Regions from separate parts of the Homo sapiens genome. Here region 2 is linked to region 1. A link is an interaction called in ENCODE POLR2A ChIA-PET data of the cell type or tissue named here. Cell type or tissue: IMR-90. All regions are shown on one strand.

Evidence for each region. ChIA-PET counts read pairs that join two places held together with the same protein. Peaks named below come from ENCODE experiments on the same cell type or tissue, not always from the same donor. Only the 100,000 strongest peaks of a DNase experiment are listed, where the experiment ranks them.
Region 2: POLR2A ChIA-PET joins it to region 1 with 10 read pairs; 3 of 35 experiments call an interaction of 5 or more read pairs at or near these places.

The regions. Positions count from the first base shown.
Region 1 is chr6:159,802,016-159,810,015 of GRCh38, forward strand. It overlaps PNLDC1 (PARN like ribonuclease domain containing exonuclease 1), which reads left to right. Exons shown (of 19, transcript NM_001271862.2): 4 at 1,256-1,295; 5 at 1,950-2,073; 6 at 2,534-2,622; 7 at 3,968-4,068; 8 at 6,725-6,801; 9 at 7,000-7,143. Among named protein-coding and RNA genes, the nearest start is that of PNLDC1, 5.7 kb to the left of the region's middle. In IMR-90, no CTCF peak of the experiment used is centred here; no DNase peak of the experiment used is centred here.
Region 2 is chr6:160,026,692-160,034,691 of GRCh38, forward strand. IGF2R (insulin like growth factor 2 receptor) reads left to right here. Exons shown (of 48, transcript NM_000876.4): 6 at 494-623; 7 at 2,859-2,964; 8 at 5,860-6,022; 9 at 6,251-6,416; 10 at 7,728-7,831. Among named protein-coding and RNA genes, the nearest start is that of AIRN, 23 kb to the left of the region's middle. In IMR-90, no CTCF peak of the experiment used is centred here; DNase peaks (open chromatin) are centred at 3,710 and 4,930; H3K27ac peaks cover 1,229 bases.

The sequences.
Region 1 (8,000 bases):
CAGCTGGGATTACAGGCAATTGCCACCAGGCCTGGCTAATTTTTGTATTTTTAGTAGCGATGGGGTTTCACCATGTTGGCCAGGCTGGTCAAGACAGAGCTGTTAACGGTTGCGTAATGCTGTTTCTTTTACAGCTACTCAATCCTGCTTTTGTAATGTGAAATTAGCTGTAGAGAATACATGAACAAATGAGCATGGCTCCATTCCAGTAAAATGTTATTGTATTTACAGAAACAGACCCTGGGCCAGATTTTACTTTTCTGGGTTTGTCTGTGCCCTCTCCCGCACCATTGGGTTTTTGCTGTGTTGCCCAGGCTGGGCTCAAACTTTTGGGCTCTGGAGATCCTCCAGTCTCAGCTTCTGAAGTAGCTGGGAGTGCTGCCACGCCCAGCCCCTGCTTTTACTATGAATGATGCTGAACGTGTGTGTGTTTTCCTCTCTATCCTGATCCTTTGCTACTTTTCTGTTATGGTTTTTTTTTTGTTCGTTTGTTTGTTTTTAATTATAAGACCTCTTTGAGAAGTATAGGAAACAGTTGTAGTTATGTTTCCATTGTTGTACCCAAATTTGTTTGGGGGGAAGGGGGACAGAGTCTTGCTCTGTTGCCCAGGCTGGAGTGCAGGGGCACGATCTTGGCTCCCTGCAACACCCTTGCCTCCCAGGCCCAAGCAATTCTCCTGCCTCAGCCTCCTGAGTAGCTGGGATTACAGGTGCGCGCCACCACACCTAGCTAATTTTTGTATTTTTAGTAGAGACAGGGTTTCACCATGTTGGTCAGGCTGGTCTCGAATTCCTGACCTCAAGTGATCCACCTGCCTAGGTCTCCCAAAGTGTTGGGATTACAGGCATAAGCCACCGCACCTGGCCTGAAGTCTTTTTTTTTTTTAACTTTGCATATGGTTTTCTTTGAGGGGGGAGGAATAGACATTTTAAATGAGTTAAATATATAAATCTTAATGGTTTTTGGTATTTTCTGTGGATAGTTTTAAAACTATGAGAATGTCATTTTAATATTTACTTCTGTATTTGAAGAACAGGCCACAATTAGATTTTAGCAAATTCAGTGTGAATTACAATTTGACATTTCTCATGCTTCCAGTCTGTCTTTTCTTTTTTGTCATTAAAGATGTTATCCTGTTGTACAGCCCACATAGTATCTGTGGGCGCAAAGTACTGTTTGAGTTGTTTTTGTCTTTGTAGTGAAATTCAGGTTGCTTTTCCTTGGCATTCATTCCCTCTACGGTCATTCTTCCAGGATTGTCTGTGTTTTCCGCTATTGAAGGAGAGGCAAACAAGTATGTATCAAGAGCTTCTGCAAACATAGGTGCTTCCCACCTATGTTCCACAGCTGCCACCTTCAAATTCTGCCTCAGGTGCCCCGATCACTTTTGCCCTGGATCTTCCGTATTCTCTCCTGTGTCTGTTCCTCCACTCACTCTGCCCTCTGCGGATTCCAGCTTGTCTTTGATGTCTCTCTGGAAGCAGTACCTTTCCCGCCAGCCTTGCTCTGTACCTTAAGTGCTCCTTTCCCCATTTCCATTGTCTCCAGTGTGCACCTATATTAATAAAAGCGCCTGACACAGTGTGGTGTAATGAAAGTGATGTTTAAACTACCTGACACAGTAGGCAGAAAGGATGCCCCAACTATCAGGATGCCTCCCCACCCCCCATGAGCAGTTGAGGGTGCCAGCCTGCACGCCCTAACCTGGCATCCCTGGGCAGCTTGTGGAGGGGCTGTCTCTGTGGTATACGCTGGCCCTGAAGGCAGGCTCTCTGCCTTTTTCATTTAGCACCCCCAGTGCCAATCATAGCTCCTGAAACACAGCAGACACTCGGGCACACTCAGATTCTTCTTGCCTAAAAGAAAGAGCCCACCCTGAAGCCAGCCCTGGGAGCCAGAGTTTTTTAAATGGTTGTGGCTTTTTCTCTGTATGTTTGTTTTATTATAGGTATATAGCCCATTCTTGTAACTTCTATCTCTTCCCTACAACGTTTGGGATTTTGGACTCAGAATTCTCCTTCCAGGCTTCCAGTGTTCAGTTTTTGAATCAGTATGGCTTCAACTATAACAAGGTATGGCATTGGAGGAGGGGAACGGGAATGTCTTTTGTTTGTTTCTGAGATGGAGTCTCGCTCTGTTGCCCAGGCTGGAGTGCAGTGGTGCAATCTTCGCCTCCCGGGTTCAAGTGATTTTCCTGCTTCAGCCTCCCAAGTAGCTGGGATTACAGGCACCCGCCACCATGCCCAGCTAATTCTTTTTGTATTTTTAGTAGAGACGGGGTTTCACCATGTTGGTCAGGCTGGTCTTGAACTCCTAGCCTCAGGCAATCCACCTGCCTCGGCCTCCCAAAGTGCTGGGGTTATAGGCATGAGCCACCGCACCCGGCCTGGGAATGTCTTACAAGTGATCTAGACGAACTGGCTTATACAGCCCGTCTCCTTTCCCCTTTCTACCTGTCCTCGTGAAATCAGGCACAGAGGATCCCTCTGACTTGTCTCCTTGTTCTGTTTGTTGTTCTGTTTCTGTCTTAAGTTTCTCAAAAACGGAATCCCATATATGAATGAAGAACAGGAGAAGAAAATTAGACACGATATCCTGACTGGGAACTGGAGAGTTCGCAGGTATGGCCTGTTTCTCCAGGTGCCTTTTTGTTTCCTTGTTGCTGTTGTCTGCATTTCCCGTGGGCGGGCGTGCCGTTTCCAGGAGTGTGGTGACCTCCATCCATGCTTGGCGGGGATGGCTTCAGCTGCCTGTGCAGCTGGCGCTGCTCTCCCTGTGCCCCAACTGAGAATGGCTTTCACCTGTCTCCATCATGTTCCACTCCCTAATGAACCTCTCACTGCGTTGAGTGTGAGTTTCAGTGTTTAAAAAGAAAAAGAAACTGACTCCTAATTTGGAACTCAAAGAAACAAGAATTCCATTCCAGTGCTAGAGGGGAAGAAATCGTTCTGTTGGACTTGCTGTGAGATGTTATGTTGATCCCCCATGTGATCTTCTGAGGGATTTTTCAAGGATATCTCTCGGGCAACCTTGACTGTGCCAATCATACTGGGCACTGACTTCAGATGTGTGCCTTGGTTAGGCTGTGTCTGCCCTGCTGTGCCTGACCCTGCTCCCCTAGGCCGGGACCTCTGCCTTTTTACTTTGGCTGTCTGTGCCAGCCCCAGTCTCCAAAACCTCGTATTCCTGTAGAGCTGGGGTCAGGAGTGACCACAGCGAGAGCAACAGCATTGTGGGTAGACGGACCGGGGGCCTTGGGGCTGGTACCCTCACCTGGAGCCAAGTGCTATCAGCTAGGTGTGGGTTTGAACAAGGTATGGAAGCTCTTTGCCTTTATCAGGAAGGGGGAGATTAAATGAACATCTGAAATGCGATGAGTGATGATCTCTTCCAGATAATTCTGTTATGTTGGAGGAATTTTTGTCTCTTTGTATTTTTCCTGCTGGTTTTCATATAAAAATGTAGCTTTTTGTAAGGGAAAAACAAGTTGAATTTTTAACCTTCTTTCATTTTCAAGAGTTGGAGAAAGGCCTTTCCTTATCTCAAAATGATGTTAGGTTCTGTTTCTGATGCAAGAGGCAATGTGTTTACCAAAGTCCTTGTCTTTTCCTGATTATCCCAGATAGAGACTTTATCACCCCTGAAAGCTGAATAAAGAAGACGGTCCTGATAGCAATGCTTGGTATTGGCTAGATACCAATAGCTTTTCCTCCATACATCCTAGTGAAGCAGGAGGGGATTGAATATATGCCTGGATCCTATGGAAGGTTGTGGGCTATTCTTCCAATTGTTTGGCTTCCTATTGCATAAGAGCCTCAGAGAAGAAATCGTCTTCTTTTGGTACATTTTCTTTGTATATTGCAACATGAAAACCAGAGGGTTCAGAAACTGCTCTCATGTTAACATAGTCTTGCGGTTCTGAAGTGTTTTTCTCTGACATGTTCACTTTCATGCGCCCATTTTCAGCTCTCCGGATAAAGACCAAATCAAGGTGGTGATTGACGAAGTGACGCGGTGGCTGGAGCTGGCCAAGGAAGGCGACTGGATGACTCTTCCTGGGATCACTGGTAGGCAGGGCCTGTTCCTCCCAACGCAGGAGCATTGGGACAGGTCACTGTCACCTGCCAGGAGTTGGGGGAAACACACCCTTTCTTGGGATCCTGGTCCCAAGTGCCTCATGACTGAGTCTGATGCAAGCATTTGTTTGGCGGTTACGGAGTCTTTGTGGTTAAAGTTCTGACCTGCATTCACACGTTGAAGGCTTTCGACATACTTTGGGTTTCAAGGCTGAGAAGGTCAAGTTCCATTCCTGAGCCATTCCTTTTATTTCAGTCCTGGGTGCCCTGTATTATCTTGACTTTTGTTAATCACTAAGCTTTTCCCCCAGCATGTGGTGTGGAGCCACAGTGAACACGCCATAGCTTAGCAGCTCTCAGAGGCTGGTCTATGGATCCTAGAGTCTCTGGGACCCTTTCCAATGGATATGTGAGGTCAAAACGGTTTTCCAAGTATCCCTCAGCTGTACTTGCTATTGTCATTGTGCCATTTGCATTGGTGCCCAAGCGATGTCGGACAAAGCTGCTGGCATCTCAGCACACATTAAGGCAGGAGCATCATACCGTGTTCTTCATTACCACTTACTCTCAGTTAAAAACGGAAAGGCCAATCTTAGTAGCAGCCTCCTTGATTAAAAAGTAATATTCTTGGTTGTATTAAATCTCAATCTTTTGATTACTCATCTTTTAAATATATGTCAATATAGGTATGTAAAAAATAAGTATGCATAAAACATTCCTTAGGTGTGTGCCAAAATACAGTGATTGTGTCAAGGAAAAGTGCTTGTGCAGTCTTTTGAGAGCTGAATTAGCTGCCTTTTTTTTTTTTTTTTTTTTGAAGATATAGTTTTGCTCTTGTTGCCTGGGCTGGAGTGCAATGGCACGATTTCAGCTCACTGCAATCTCCGCCTCCCGGGTTCAAGTGATTGTCCTGCCTCAGCCTCCTGAGTAGCTGGGATTACAGGTGCCTGCCACCATGCCCGGCTAATTTTTGCATTTTTAGTAGAGATGGGGTTTAACCATGTTGGCCAGGTTAGTCTCAAACTCTTGACCTCAGGTGATCCTCCCACCTTGGCCTCCCAAAGTGGTGGGATAACAGGCATGAGCCACCGCACCCGGCCCCATGAAATATCATTTTTACTGGAAAGAACTGATTGGTTGCTTAGACTTGAAGGTTTCACAATCATTTTCTCAATGAAAAGAGCTTGTTGGCCAGGTACAGTGACTCATGCTTGTAATCCCAGCATTTTGGGAGGCCAAGGCAATGAGCTAAGATGATGCCACTGCACTCCAGCCTGAGCAACACAATGAGACTCTGTTTCAAAGGAAAAAAAAAAGCCTGTCACTTCAAGGAAGATAACTCGCAGTATTTCCTAGTGATAAAATTACAGCTTTCAATCAACTGGAATTTTGAAGAATTTACATGTGCCACCGTAAGCTTGACAGCTTCCCAGTACCACAACCTTTCTGATGAGATCAGTGATCATATTTTCCAATGTCTTCTGTTGGTATTGTGTAATAAAATGTGCAAACATTTGGGAGACCTACATAACCCTGCCAACCAGCATTTTCCAGATTACTAGCACATAATGTTACTATTGTGCGCTATCTTATCTCATAGATAAGAGATCTATTCTAGGTGTGAGATAGGCCAGTGGATTGTAATGTAGCAGTACAATAAAACTCATTAATGATGGTTTCAGATTCCACAGTGCAATTAATCTTTAAGAAACTACCACTTGTTGAGTTTGGTACAGTTTTAAAGAATATCCAAAGTCATTTGATAAGGCTAGTAATTCTGTTCCCTTTTCCACCTACACATCTGCTTGAGGCTGGATTTTTTTTTTCTTTTTTTTTTTTGAGAAGGAGTCTTACTCTGTTGCCCAAGCTGGAGTGCAGTGGCACCATCTTGGCTCACTACAACCTCCGCCTCCCGGGTTCAAGGGATTCTCCTGCCTCAGCCTCCTGAGTAGCTGGGATTACAGGCATCTGCCACCATGCCTGGCTAATTTCTGTATTTTTAGTAGAGTCAGGGTTTCACCGTGTTGGCCAGGTTGGTCTCGAACTCCTGACCTCAGGTGATCCGCCCTCCTCAGCCTCCAAAAGTGCTGGGATTACAGGCATGAGCCACTGCGCCCAGCCGTGAGGCTGGATTTTCTTATGTTTCAATGATCACAACATATCAACAGATTGGATGCAAATGCCGATACAACATTCCAGCCAAATATTAGAGATTTGCAAAAATGTAGAACAGTGTCACTCTTCTCGCTAAGTTTTTGTTTTAGAAAATAGTTATTTTTTATAAGTGTTATTTTTGTTCATGTATAATGGGTTTTTGTTACTTAAAAAACTTCTTTAAATGTAAGAGTTTTAATTTCTAACATGTTTAATATCAATAGCTGTAACTCACATAAACACAAGCTCTATGGCATCCCCAACTTAAGAGTGGCCCTGAGATAAAAAAAAAAAAAAAAAACTCTTAGAATGCTGCCCCAGATCCCATCATGACAGGCCAGGCCCTGCCACATGGCTCATGGGCTTGGGCACCCTTCAAGCTCCCTTTCCACTTGACCTTTCCATCTCAGCTTCTGCTCCTCCAGGGCTTCTCTTGTGGGGAACATGCCACACGGTTCCAGGTGCTGTGTGCCCCTGTGTTTCCCTGCTGCAGGCTTCCAGGCCTTTGAGGTCCAACTGGTGCTGAGGCAGGCCCTCCCCAACATCTGGACGGTGCTGAAAGATGAGGGGGTGAGTTCTCACTGCGAACGGGGCATCAGTGGCTCCATTGTTTCTCTCTCATAATTGGCCAAATCTGGCCTCTGAAAAGCTTTTATCTTGCACGCTGCTAGTTTTTCCCCCTTTCCTTTTGTTTAGAGATGCAGAGCCATTTCTTTAGGCCTCATTCCTAGTAACCCAGGATTCAGGGAATTTGTCCCTGCTTTTCAGGTGGTAGTGAAGAAAGTGAGTAAACAACATCGTTGGTATCTTCAGAACACCTCTTGTGACCGAGAGAGCTGTTGGAAGGAAAATATTCTTCTCTCAGCAAGGGGTTTTTCTGTCTTTTTCCAAATGCTGGTGAAAGCCCAGAAGGTAGGAAAACATGTCTCTTTTCTTGGCCTAAAGGCAGTCTTTAGTATTTCTGGTCATAGATACTAAAGGCTCCTTCAACAACAAGATAAAATTCTTTGAGATAAGTGATTCCTTCTCATGAATTTTTTCATGTTTTACTTTCAGATAGGGTCTCACCTGTCACCCAGGCAGGAAGGAGTGCAGTGGCATGAACACGGTTCACTGCAGCCTTGACCTCCCAGGCTTAAGTGAAACTCATACCTCAGCTTCCTGAGTAGCTGGGACTACAGGCACATGCCACCATACCTGGCTAATTTTTTTTTTTTTTTTTTTTTTGGTAGAGACGGGATCTCGCAGTGTTGCCCAGAGTGGTCTCGAACTCCTGGGATCAAGTAATCTGCCTGCCTTGGCCTCCTAAAATGGTGGGATTATAGGCATGAGCCACTGCACCTGGCCTTCCTTCTCATTTATAACTAGCTTCCTGGATCTAACCTTGCTTTCACCAAATCATGATAGGTTAATTTGGGGCAAGAGTATCCATAAGAAACAGTACGACTTCTCTGCTCCTTTCCGTAACACAGGAATTTCAGTACTAACTGACCTAAGACTCTTTGGGGAAACTGCAAGTGCCTGCTTCACAGTATAGGTTTCCAGCGCAGACCCTGCCTTACGTGCCTCCTACTTGTGAATTGTTTTCTTTTTTCTTTTTGTTGGCATTTAAGCGGTTGAACTACCTTTCACAGAGGCAAAGGAAGGTTAGGATGGAACTGTCAAGTGATCAGAATTGCAGTGGGTTCTAACACTATATCTTTTGCAAGAAACTGTTAGTCTGTAGTGTCTGGATTACATTTTTTTATTTTCTCTCACCTGTTGATTTA
Region 2 (8,000 bases), 220 kb after region 1:
ATCTTTAATCCTCCACCAAACCTGTGCAGTAGCACACTGGCAATTGGATAGTTTTGTAGTTAGACCAACGTTATCGACATAGTAAGTGGTCGATTTAGGATTTGAACCCAGAGCTGTGGGTTCTTTCCCTAATCTCCTAATTGTTCCAGTCATCTGTGGAGTGCCTGCATTTTCTAGTCTCTGTAGCTTGAAAGGGGATAGTGCTAATGTTGTTGTACCTCAAGCAGAGGATGGGTACATTTCTTGATTACAAATAACATCATAACCTGTTTCCTGTGCACCTCTTATATACCAGTGCAGAGCCAGTACTTTACAGTCCTTCATCCTGAGCTTTGTTTGCAGAGGGTTAATGGCTTGCCCAAGGTTTCAGAATAGTTACTTAGGGAGACTTTTAGGAATTCAATAATGTATTTAAAGGGACCCTGGGTCTAAGGGTACGTGTGATTATCACTCCTAACACCTAATCTGATTTAATGTAATACATGATTTTCAGACACACTACGAGACCCAGGTTCACAGCTGCGGGCCTGTCCCCCCGGCACTGCCGCCTGCCTGGTAAGAGGACACCAGGCGTTTGATGTTGGCCAGCCCCGGGACGGACTGAAGCTGGTGCGCAAGGACAGGTCAGTCAAGGCCTCCGATGCTGTTGGCGTTTTTAATCTCCAGCAAGGACCTGACTTTCAGGGAGCTGCAGGAACATCCTTTTTCAGCAAGGCTTGGGATAGTCCCTGCAGCATTGCTGCTTCACATGTACTTGTAAGATTGTTGGTCATTGCTGTGAGTCACATAGTCTAGTGTGCTTGTCTACTTTTTAATCATTTGTCTCTTACAGCAGTAAAAATACATCTCATGATCCAGTCCATAGTACATACCTGTATTTGCCTCATGAAATAATGCCTATCTTAAGGTGCCATCTGATATTTTTCATTCTGTGGCACCCGTGAAATTGATTTTGTGTCCATTGTGTTCTCATCTTGGGAGGGCAAGAGACAGGAGGGACAGTTTGCTGGTGACCTTCACTGGGATGTGACAGGGACCTTGGTTCCCAGTGGGGAATGGTGTTCCTTATAATGTGTTGTGCCGTGTACATATGCTCTTGTACTGCCTTTGTATCTTGCCTTGGCAGACATACGCATTTCTCTAGTGTGTTGCACATGACCATATCCTGAACTTCGATCAAGGATTCACATTTTCTCCCCATTCAGAGGCCTTTGGTAGACACCTTGTTGTGCTTGCTCTAGTCTGGAGCTCGTGGCATGTCTGGGTGGTTGTAGGGAGCATGTGCAATTATAATGGCACTCTGTCCAAAGAAAAAACTTGAGCGTAACCTGAGGGGAAAAGTGTTTGGAATTTTCTATGTGTGTGTCTGTATTAGTTTGCTCAGGCTGCCATAAGAAAATACGATAGGCTGGGTAGCTTAAACCACAGAAATGTATTTCCTACACAGTCTAAAGGCTGCATGTCTGAAGAAGGCGTCACCGGGGCTGGTTTGTTCTGAGGCCTCTCTCCTTGGCTCGTTAGATGGCCGTTTTCTTTCTGTGTCTTCACGTGGCCTTCCCTCTGCGGGGGTCTGTGTCCGAATCTCCTCTTCTGATAAGGACACCAGTGATTTTTTGGATTAAGGCCCACTCACATGATCTCCTTTTTCCTTGTTCACCTCTTTAAAGGCCCTGTCTCCAAATATAGTCACATGCTGAGCTATGGCTTAGGCCTTCAACATACAAATTTTGAGGGGAAACAGTTCAGTCCATAACAGAGTCTTTAAGTGACACATTGGTAATTCTTAATATGAATGAGTTTGTGTGACGATTTAGTAACATGTGGGACACTGAGCAAGTGTGAGCTTCTCTTGTGGGAAAAGGCAGGTCATCTGTGATCAGCTATTCTCTAGCAGGCAGCCAGGGGCACTGGGCCCTTTCCACACTGAGTGCAGTAAACCCTGGTGGTGGGGGCCATGTTGGATGGTGGTTTGGGTGGTGGAAGAGAACCCCAGTTCAGTAACTGCTGTAACTGCTGGGCAGGTGCTGTGGGGTTAAGACAAAACAAAACTTTTGGCTGGCACTTAGAATTTGTTGTATAAAGAGGAAATGATTGACTAGCCTTGTGGGCAAAAATGCACCTGGCCTGCTTGTCTGCCTTTTTTTTTTTTTAATTTTGTTATCTCATTTACAACCGTTTTTTGCTTGTTTTAGTCAAATGGTGTTTCTTCCTTTTTTTAAAAAAAATAATTTTTTTGTTCCTTTTCTCTTTCCTTATTCTAGGACATGAAGCAGATCAAACAGGTTTTGTTTTTGTTTTTGCTTTTGTTTTTGAGATGGGTCTTGCTGTGTCACGTAGGCTGGAGTGCAGTGGTGTGATTTTGGTTCACTGCAACCTCCGCCTCCCTGTTCAAGTGATTCTCCTGCCTCAGCCTCCTCAGTAGCTGGGACTAGAGGCGCACTACCATGCCCAGCTAATTTTTGTAGTTTTAGTAGAGATGGAGGTTCGCTGTGTTGGCCAGGGTAGTCTGGAACTCCTGACCTCAGGTGATCCACCACCTTGGTCTCCCAGAATGCTGGGATTACAGGCGTGAGCCATCGCACCCAGCCAGGTTTTCTTAATATATCAAATTTATGTGCTGGTCACTTTAGATATTTGATTTTTTAACAAAATAACACTCACTGGAGTTTACTTAAAACTTTTTTTTTTTTCAAATGGAAATAAAGTCATTTTATACCATATCTACTTTTATATTTTAATATTTCTTCTGTTACCCTCTCCTCCCCCCCAAGTGAATGTGCTGAATGCTCAGGGCAACATATGAATTTGGATGTACTTTATACTTTTGTAATACTCTTTTCTCAATGTGGCTCTCCCAGGCTTGTCCTGAGTTACGTGAGGGAAGAGGCAGGAAAGCTAGACTTTTGTGATGGTCACAGCCCTGCGGTGACTATTACATTTGTTTGCCCGTCGGAGCGGAGAGAGGTAAGTGACTCGTCTCCTGATCACTAATGTGGCGCACAGTAGCCTGGGTTGCCCATGCGAACGCGTTTCTGGGCTTGGGGCAGGGTGGGCCTGGATGCAGGAAGCTGGGAGCCATGACAGAGGCACTGGTGGGTTCTCAGGAGAAGACAAGCTTCCTGGGATAGCTTCTGTCACATGCAGCTCACTCAGGGAGAGCTGTTTGCATTTTGCCTTTTGCTTTTTTACAGCAATCCGGAGGGGCCTCCACATATAATGGGATGGTGTTTTGTTCTAGTCTCTGTGAGATTATTTTAAGTAGTTCACGGACAGATTTTTTTTTGGTAGTTGGGTTGTTTTAGTGAATAGTGGAAAAACGAAGTAGAATTTCAAGCCTGTGATTTCTTATGAGAAGCCTTTCCCTCCCTCTCTCTTCCCAGTCTGCCCCTAAACCCCCATCCATGCCTTCTCCCCTCTTTCTCATCACAGGCCAGTTTATTGCTGTGCCCTCTGCTGTTGATGAAATCTCCAGCGCAGCTGTAAACTCTTCGAGTGTGGCTGCTGAGACTTACTTGTCCTTGAGTGCCCAGCGCCTGCAAGTGTTTTAACCAGGGGCAGGTGCTGATGGAAAGGAGGCGTCCCCCAGGGAGGGAGGGGTAGGGCAGGGCTTTCCTTTAGTTTCTTTCTGCCTTCTTAGTAATAGGGTGAAGTAGGGAGGGGCTGAATTCTTTTGCCAGAGAACCACACTCCCCTTCCCCCAAGCAAATGTGGAATTTGCTCTGACGTCAGGCTGGCAGCTGGCCTGGTGTGTGTGGGATATGGAGACAGTGCAGGGCTCAGCTTTCCACTTTCTGTCCCCAGACTTCCACATCAAGTGCTGTCAGCTGAATGAAGGCCGGAGTGTCTGATGTTTGTTCTGAATGTGAATGGGGAGGAATATTTATTCACACTTTTCATTTGTACCTACAGATGTGAGTTGAAATCTTTTAAGCCCAGTGAGATGTTCTCAGGCGGTAGTGGTTTTAGTGTTTTCCCTTTTTATTTGTTCTACATTTGGTAAGAATCATTTTACACTGTGAGAACCAAGAGAATTGGGAGTTTTCCTCCTTTTTCTTCGAAGGGGTATGAGGCATTTCTTGGTGTTAGAAGAAGAGGCTGATTTGTTATTAGTGGAGCAAGAAGTTCCCTCTGTTTTTTTTTTTTTTTTTTAAAGACAGTGTCTTGCTCTGTCGCCCCGGCCGGAGTGCAGTGCCACGATCTCACTTCACTACAATCTCCGCCTCCCTAGTTCAAGCAATCCTCCCACTTCAAGCAATCCTCCCACTTCAGCCTTCTGAGTAGCTGGGACTACAGGCATGTGCCACCACGCCTGGCTAATTTTTGTATTTTTAGTAGAGACAGGGCTTTGCTATGTTGCCCAGGCTGGTCTTGAACTCCCAGGCTCAAGTGATCTGTCCACCTCGGCCTCCCACAGTGCTGGGATTACAGGTGTGAGCCACCGCACCGGCCAGGTTTCTTTTCAAGCTTAACTGTTCACTGGGCAGACCTTGTGTGACATGTGCTTGGACACTGTAATACTTGGGAGGTTTGTTTAAGCATTTACATTTGCTCATTGAATGATTTTAGGAGCTGGTATTTAGTAAACACTCACCTTGTCATATAGATCATTTTAAAAATGCTTTATTTAATTTATTTATTGGGTTTACATACTGTAAAGTTCAGTTTTTTTTAAGTACAATTCAGTGGTTATTAGTATTTTTTTTTAGAACTGTGCAACCATCATCACAATCTAATTTTGCATTTCCATCACCCCAAAAAGAAACCTCCTGCCCATTAGCAGTCTCTTCCCATTCATACCCCAAGCCCTGGCAACTGTCCACCTTCTTCCTGTCTCTGTGGATTGGCCTTTTTTGGATGTTTTATGTCAGGAGAATCCTACACTGTGTGGCTTTCTGTGCCTGGTTTCTCTTACGGAGCCCTGGGGTCTGCATCACCATGTGTCAGACTGCACTGAGCCACGTGGGCAGAAGCATCGATTATGAGTCAAACAGAAGAGGGTTGGGCCTGCAGCTCTGCAACTTACTAATTGTGTGCGACCTGTTTGTAAACCTGGCACCTAGTGCCTGGCGTGTAGCAGGTGCTCAGTGAGTATTTACGGAATGAATGGTGCTGGGAAGCAGCACGGCTATGCCCGGTGCTAAGCCCAGTAAGTCGTGTCTCCTAAGGGTGATTAAAAAGCTGGCAGTGACATTCCTGGTGAGCAGGGACCCCATCAGCCCCCTTCATGGCTCACATCAAAGACGAATGGTGGAGCTCCTGCTCTGTAGAAGCAACACAATGGCAGAATCGGGTTTGTGTCTGGGTGGTGCCCTGGCTTCACCCAGGAGCAGGTGTGGGTACAGATATGGTGGTGCCCAGGATCCCAAAGGGGTTGTGGACCGTGTCTCTGGTTGTGCACGCATGTGATAATGTTCACTCAGTGTCAGGGTTGCACCACTCCAGTTGAGCACCTCGTGGAAAGCGGTGAATGGACCATGCACCCTGCACGGCCTGTTAGCGCTTGCCGATGTCCTAGTGATTGCCACGTGCCACTGAGTCCAGGTGCTTGCTGGCCGAAGCTTGAGTGTCTCTCTGAAGGTGACTAGACTAGAAAGGGAATAGAGTGTAAAGAGGAAATGGAGGTGTTACGAGTCAAATGGAAAAAAAATAACAGTTTAGAAAAAAATTAAAAGTAACTTTACTGAGTTGTTATAAGTCAAATAATCTTAATGTGTTAGAGGCAATTATGATTCAAAAAACAGAAACAGCAAAATGTAGAAACCTAACAACCTGTCTTTGAGCTTTTCATAAGTGTGGAAAATCTGCATTAAGCTGCATGAAACATTTTTTATTTTGCTTCTTTCACATTGTTCCTGATAGGGCACCATTCCCAAACTCACAGCTAAATCCAACTGCCGCTATGAAATTGAGTGGATTACTGAGTATGCCTGCCACAGAGATTACCTGGAAAGTAAAACTTGTTCTCTGAGCGGCGAGCAGCAGGATGTCTCCATAGACCTCACACCACTTGCCCAGAGCGGAGGTAAGCAGGTGCTTTCTGCCTCCTGGCGCTGCTTAGGAAGAAGGGGATCGAGAGAGGGAACGGGACAGTAGGGGCCAAGTCAGTCCATGCATGCTTCTGGGTTGGAGAGAGCTGTAGTTTGGGCTGGTGTTTCAGAAATAGGATTCAGGTTTGACTAAGTAAGACTGTAATCTTCTAATACCTATTCATATAAAACAAGCCTCTTCTTGTTAATTTCCCTGTTTTTAGGTTCATCCTATATTTCAGATGGAAAAGAATATTTGTTTTATTTGAATGTCTGTGGAGAAACTGAAATACAGTTCTGTAATAAAAAACAAGCTGCAGTTTGCCAAGTGAAAAAGAGCGATACCTCTCAAGTCAAAGCAGCAGGAAGATACCACAATCAGACCCTCCGGTACGTCAACAACCTCTGTGCGATTTTCCTTTTTCTTTGTATTTCTTGAGATAGGGTTGCACTCTGGCGCCCAGGCTAGACTGCAGTGGTGCAATCTCGGTGCATTGCAGCCTTGACTTCCCTGCCTCAAGTAATTCTCCCACCTCAGCCTCCCGAGTAGCTGGGACTACAGGCAGGCACCACCATGCCTAGCTGGTTTCTGTAGTTTTTGTAGACATGGAGTTTTGCCATGTTGCCCACGCTGATCTTGAAGTCCTTGCCTCGGTGATCCTCCCACATTGGCCTCCCAAAGTGCGTGGATTAGAGGCGTGTGCCTTGGGACTGGCCTGCATAATTTTCAAGTGCGTTGTGTGTATTCTTGTGAAACATAACTCCCTCTCCTTTTCTTCCTCTTTCCATTTTCCGTAAGGTACGGGAGAATCAGTTACTCCAGCATTCCTTCCTAGTAGACTTCGGCAAGTTGCCGTTTGTCACTAAACAATCAAATGTTTTTCCTGGCTTTAGAGTAAGAATGCTTCTGTTAGAACTGTTCACTTTATAAACTTGCTGTTTGTACGGAACCTACTGTAGGAAAAGTATTTAATGAGTTTACAGTTGATAGGGTTTTTTATTTTAAAATTCGTTTTTAAGGAGTTTTGATTTTTCTCTGGCAGTTTGAGAATCTGAAGCACCATCAACATAACAGAAAATTTTAAACAACTAAAAAAATGCATTCAGCACATTTCTTTTGACCCTTAACTTGGTAGTTGACCTTCATAAAAGCAGGATGAAAATGCAGTTTTCTGAAAATGTGTTAGGGGCAGTTACGATTCAAAAATTAGGAACAGAAAACTGCAAAAACCCCAGAACTGGTCTTTGAGCTTTTTAAAAGCATGGAATATCTGCCGAGAAGCTGCATTTTAAACATTTTATTTTTGCTTCTTTCAAATTGTTCAGGATCAGTATAGTCCAAGGCCCCTCAGGCACGGCTGTGTTCATGGCGGCTGTTAAGAAGGCTGTCTAATTCTTGGGCGTTATTTATTTTGTACGAAATCTAAAAGTGAGAACAAGAGAAGTCTTCATGCTCACAGCAAAACCTTCGGCACTTTCTTCCAGCCAGTTACTACTTTGAAGCGAGAGGATGTCAAGTCCATACATTTGGAACTCATTTCCTGTAGATATTTTTCCCTAGCTGGCTAGAGAGCTTGCTGTTTTAGATCCGTAGTGATTTGTTGATGCTACGCAAAAGGCTTAATGTAGACATTTAAAAAGATTCAAGTTTTTTTCTTGGTTCTCCCAAACACATTTGTCTGTGTATTCACAAAAATCTAGATATTCGGATGGAGACCTCACCTTGATATATTTTGGAGGTGATGAATGCAGCTCAGGGTTTCAGCGGATGAGCGTCATAAACTTTGAGTGCAATAAAACCGCAGGTAAGTGTGCGCTGGAGTTCAGCCCCTCCTCTTTGCATTCATGGGCATGTGCTTGTGTGTGTGCACAGGCGTGTTCTTGGAAGTGAACACTGAATGGAGGAGTCAGATGCCCTCCTTTGGACTGGCCAGCTCTAGCCCCCAGACTGGGTTTTTTCTGTTGGAGTAACAC